Linked DNA regions of Homo sapiens: region 2 is linked to region 1. A link is a contact called in ENCODE Hi-C or POLR2A ChIA-PET data. All regions are on one chromosome and are shown on one strand. Each heading gives the region's core, a stretch centred on a gene start or an enhancer-like site at or near the end of the contact. The rest is flanking DNA. Distances are from core to core; before and after follow the strand shown.

What was found. A loop is a pair of places that touch in the nucleus more often than their neighbours do. ChIA-PET counts read pairs that join two places held with the same protein, here RNA polymerase II (POLR2A). Pooled maps may share reads with other maps.
Region 2: a pooled map shows a loop between it and region 1 (4-fold over the local background). The contact joins two enhancer-like sites. A Hi-C loop is called at or near these places in 4 of 168 maps with a recorded cell type or tissue (esophagus squamous epithelium, heart right ventricle, ovary and 1 more), 2 of 37 single-sample maps with no recorded cell type and 7 of 50 pooled maps. POLR2A ChIA-PET finds 5 or more read pairs at or near these places in 2 of 52 experiments (PC-3 and T-cell).

What each region holds. Positions count from the first base shown.
Region 1 is chr12:115,997,226-115,999,925 of GRCh38, reverse strand. MED13L (mediator complex subunit 13L) reads left to right here. Exons shown (of 31, transcript NM_015335.5): 15 at 2,696-2,700. Among named protein-coding and RNA genes, the nearest start is that of LINC02463, 110 kb to the right of the region's middle. RefSeq lists enhancers at 909-1,408, 1,476-1,525, 1,409-1,910. Within about 2 kb of position 1,450, at least 2 of the 41 ENCODE cell types and tissues checked have a DNase peak (open chromatin) inside an H3K27ac peak, as active enhancers do.
Region 2 is chr12:116,671,924-116,674,642 of GRCh38, reverse strand. All of the region lies in intron 1 of LINC03088 (long intergenic non-protein coding RNA 3088), which reads right to left. Among named protein-coding and RNA genes, the nearest start is that of LINC03088, 12 kb to the right of the region's middle. RefSeq lists an enhancer at 1,390-1,699. Within about 2 kb of position 1,327, at least 2 of the 41 ENCODE cell types and tissues checked have a DNase peak (open chromatin) inside an H3K27ac peak, as active enhancers do.

The sequences.
Region 1 (2,700 bases), core at 201-2,700:
CAATGATAAAGACCACTTTATAAAGTGACTCTCTTGGAGGTAGAATTTCATCCCTGCTTTTTTGTGTGTTCTCTGTTTACCTTTGCTAAAATTAACAGGGTGGCTGAGGCTTTGAAAACTGAGATATATGCGTGCGTTCAGGAAGATCAAAGAAGTCAGCTAACACTAAGTGGGTGGAAATGCCTTTATTATGTTTCTTACAGGAAATGTAAAAACAAATTTAATAGAACTATTTTTTTTTTTTTGCAAAATCTTGTGTCATAGGATACTTATAAGAAAGGCTATGTTTAAGCTCATCCTTTTAACTTAAAGAGAATTTATACAATTTCTGTACTTCACAAAGAGCTACACTGGCTATTAAGATTTATGGCAATGTGACTTTGAAGATTTTATGAAGCAGAATTATGTTTTAAAATATAACTCAAATTATATTACAGTTTTGTAGTAGCTGTTCTTCGGCTTGAGAGGAGGAATAGGGACTAAAGGTTAAAGGTGATGGATTTATTTCAAGCGTAGATGAACTTTTTTTTTTTTTGAGACAGAGTCTTTCTCTTTCACCGAGGCTGGATTGCAGTGGCGAGATCTCGGCTCACTGCAATCTCTGCCACCTCAGTTGAAGAGATTCTTGTGCCTCAGCCTCCTGCCAGCATGCCTGGCTAATTTTTGTATTTATTTAATAGAGACAGGATTTCGCCATATTGCCCAGATTGGTCTCGAACTCCTGACCTCAAATGATCTGCCTGCCTTGGCCTCCTAAAGTACTGGGATTATAGGTGTGAGCTATCCCACCCGGCCTCCAGTGTAGACTAACTTTATATTAAAGATCTTGGCTTTGTTTTAAAGAAAACTTACTGATCTGGTTCCTGCTACATTTTAAGTCCTGTTTTTCCACCTCAGAGTGTATCGGTTATGTAGCCTCTCAAATAGTTTTCTGCCAGTTTCTTGTTTGGCTTGGCTCATGTTTCTACTTCTATAAATTTTTAAGGTGCCTTGAAGATCAACTTGGGATTTTTAGTTTTTTCTTCTTCTTTTTTTTAGAAGCAGCAGGTACTTTTTTGTATAATGAAATCAGATACAGATTCCTATTATAGAAAATAAGTAGCAGTGGAGCATCGCTAATGGAAATGAATGTTGGAATTAACAACCCTGCTGATTGGCCTCTCCCTCTCCTTATTTTACAAATAACTCCACAGGCCAAGAGAGGCTAAATGATTTAGGATTATACAGTTGTTTCACTTAGAAACACGGTAAAGATTATGTAATTCAGAAGTTCTCACCTTTTCTTCTGCCTCCATATGCTGAGGTGTTTGAAAGCTTTCCTCTCCCCTCACAAACAAAGCAAAGCAAGTAGGCCCATTGAGAGTCATCCATCTAGCCCTGCCTTCCCTGTTAGATGAAGGAACCAAGGCCCCAAGGGGGGAAGTGACCTGACCACAGCAGATCTAAGTCCCCAGCACCTGGACTGGGTAGCCGTGAGCACAGCACGGTACAGTTGCCCAGTGTTAATTTCTGATTCGGAGCTAGGAGTCAGATCTTAGTGATTCAGTGGTTATTATTGGTCTGTTTAAATCTTGAAGTTGTTGGAAAGAGCAATAGGATAGGAAACTGGGACATTAAATCACTGATTTAAAAACCTGTGGCTCCAAACTTAAAAAATTTGCTGCATAGGCCACCCCCTAGTGGCCAAATTTTACAACTACAACTTTTCAATAGGTCTACTTTTTAAGAATCAGTGCCTTAATGAACTACTGTAGTGATAATTTTTTACTACAGGTGTATTAAAGGAAACTTTTTTTTTAAAGAAGGAGTTCAGAACCGCTGTTCTAAGTATTTCTTAAAAGAAACTTTGAAGTTTCATTTTAATATCTGTCTGGAAAAAATATGGAACTGTTTCCCCAAAAGAGCAGCTGTGAGTTTCCCCAAAAGAGCAGCTGTAAGTGTAGTGGATTTGTCAAACTAGCTGAGTAATCAGCTCCAAACAATTTTTATTTTTTGTAATATTTTATACATACTTGAAAGCAGGGATAGAACTTTAGTAGTGGTAACTATCTAATTGCTTCCACTTTCTGTTTAATTCCTCTCCTTAGACTTTTCAGGGAATCAGTTGTTGGAAGAAACATACAAGTTATGTAGACTTTGTTTACTTAATTAATGTGAAGCCAGACCATAAAGCATCAAGAAGTTAGTGATAAAGACCAAGAAAAGTCCAGGCACAGTGGCTCACACCTGCCATCCCAGCGCTTGGGGAGTACGAGGCAGGCGGGCCACTTGAGCCCAGGAGTTCGAGACCAGCCTGGGCAACATGGTGAAACCCTGTTTCTACCAAAAATACAAAAATTAGCTGGGCATGGTGGCACGTGCCTATAGTCCCAGCTACTTGGGAGGCTGAGGCACAAGAATTGCTTGAACGAGGAAGGCAGAGGTTACAGTGAGTCAAGATCAGGCCACTGCACTCCAGCCTGGGTGATACAGTGATACTTTGTCTCACGAAACAAAACAAAACAAGACCCAGAAAAAGATAATTCTCTGCTGATGGCCTTCTTCTTAGTCACTTCCATTATTAATATTCTTTTGTGAACTGATGTGATCATTTAATTAGCACTATTTTTGGTGCCAAAGAGTGCGCCTGGCTATAAGCTAGGACTTTTTAGAAGCCCTTCCTATTAAACAAATTTTTTTTATTTCTTATTTTTAGCAGTT
Region 2 (2,719 bases), core at 78-2,577, 670 kb before region 1:
TCACTGTCTCCCTCTTCTGATTTTAAAAGAAATTAAGCCTTTTTTTCTGGGCCCCTAAAGGTATCATAGACCCTGGACACTATGCAGTTGTGCCTCTGGGAAAAGGTCGCCTCAAGGAAAAGACAACGGAATTAATATCTGAAGAATAAACAAGAGTTAATTCAGTGAATAAGGGGTGGGGTCGGTGGGGTGTGGGCACCATAAACAGCATATACAAAGGCCCTGTGGTGGAGGAAATGAGCAATTGACAAGCTTCAGATGTAGCTCAGGAAGCATGTGTGGATAAGGTGAGGACACAGAGAAAGCCGGGCCATATGCAGCCTTTCCCCAGAGCAGTGGGAAGTCACTGATACATCTCAAGGCAGGAAGTTGAATGACTTTGGAAGGCATCAATAGGAAAAGCTGGCCAGAAAACCAGAAGGCCCCCCAATTCTCCCTATTAAATCTAATCAACAGAATGAGAACCTATCTGGAACAGAACAGGCATTGATGTTACCCAGGTTAAGAAGAAGCTGAGATGTACGGGCCTGCTGGTCTGTGGTTACTGGAGAAGACAAGACAATATTTTCCCCCAAACTTTGTTATGCCTTCTTTCCTAGGTGGCGCCCTTGGGAAATAGATTCTGAGGCAGAGATTTGTGTGCAGGTTTATGGGTGTGTGTTCTTGGAAACAACATCCATAAGGACGTAAGGGCAATATTGGGCGGATACAAGGGAGATCTCAGGTTATCCCAGAGCTCCCTAGAACCAGTGAAGCAGGAGACGGGACTTAACTCCAGGGGTGGGGCTTGGACACTGGACCACATTGAGGACTAGCTAAAACAGGGATGGGGCAGTAGCACCTCTCCATAAGACACGCCCACCTGTGAGCGCTGACAGTTTACCATTGCCATGGCAACACTGGGAGTTACTGCTCCTTTCCGTGGCAAAGACCGAGGACCCAAATGCTACCACCCTTTCCTTGAAATTTCTGCATAAACTGCCCCTTAATCTACATGTAATTAAAAGTAGCTATAAATATTTTCGTTTGTTTTTTTGGAGGCTGCATTGAGCTGAGGTCACGCCATTGCACTCCAGCCTGGGCGACGAAGTGAGACTCTGTCTCAAAAAAAAAAAAAAAAAAAAGAAAGAAAGAAAAAAAAAGAAAATACAGGCATTTGTTGTGCTGTGCGTTGGGTATACAGCAAGCTTGAAACAGGCATGCAGGCACGGCTGTGGGCTCCTGGTCCTCACAGCCTGGCAGGAAAGGCAGGCCCTTGGACACTGAAGTGAGGGGAAGCAAAGTTACTGGAGATGAGAACAAGGGACCCAACTGTCATGTAAGACAGGATGTGGCATGTGTTACAGTAAAAGCAAAAGTTCACTAAAAAAGCTTCTGCACAGCAAAAGTGATAATCAACAGAGTGAACAGACAAGCTGCAGAATGGGAGAACATATTTGCAAACTGTGCATCTGACAAAGGACTGATATCCAGAATCTACAAAGAACTCGAACAACTCAACAACAACAAAGGGCAAATAACCCCATTAAAAGGTGGACAAAGGACATGAACAGACATCTTGTTAAAGGAGACACACAAATTACCAAGAAACATGTGAAAAATGCTCAACATCGCTAATCATCAGAGAAACGCAAACTGAAACCACAGTGAGATACTATCTCACTCTAGTCAGGATGACCATCATTAAACAGGCAAAAAAATCACAGATGTTGGCGAGGATGTGGAGAAAAGGGAACACTTCTACACTGCTGGTGGAAGGTAAATTAGTACAACCTCTATGGAAAACAGTAGGGAGATTTCTCAAAAGAACTAAAAATAGTCCTACTATTCGATCCAGCAACCCCAAAACTGGTGTATATACCCGAAGGAAAAGAAATCATTGTATCAAAAAGATACCTGCACCCATATCGCAGCACTATTCACAATAGCAAAGATAAAGAGGCTAAGTATCCAGAACACATGAATGGATAAATATCTCTCACACACACACACACACACACACACACACACACACACACGAAGACTACTCAGCCATGTAAAAGAATGAAATCATGTCCTTTGCAGCAACGTGAATGGAACTAGAGGCAGTTATCTTTAAGTGAAATAACAGACACAAAGTCAAATACTGCATGTTCTCACTTATAAGTGGGAGCTAAATAATATGAACACATGCACATAGAGAGTGGAATAATAGACATTGGAGACTCAGAAGGGTGGGGAGGGGGAGGGAGAGGGATGAAAAGTTACTTAATGGGTACAATGTACACTATTCGGGTGATGGCTACACTAAACCCCAGACTTCACCAGTATGCAATATATCCATATAACAAAACTGCACCTGTACTCCCGAAATCAATCAATCTATGTATTTTACCGATCATCTATCAGTCTATTTATCTTATCTTTCATCAATCTATCTTATCTATCAATCATCTATCTTATCTATCATCTATCAATCATCTATCCATCGTATCTATCTTCTATCAATCATCTTATCTATCATCTATCAATCTATCAAGTCTTATCAATCTATTATCTATCTATCTATCCACCCATCCAATCTCGCTCTCTTTCTCTTTCTCTCTCTCTCTCCCCCTCTCTAAAGCACAAGCTCGGCTGGGCGCAGTGGCTCATGCCTGTAATCCCAGCACTTTGGGAGGCGAGGCAGGCAGATCATTTGAGGTCAGGAGTTCAATGAGACCAGCCTGGCCAACATGGT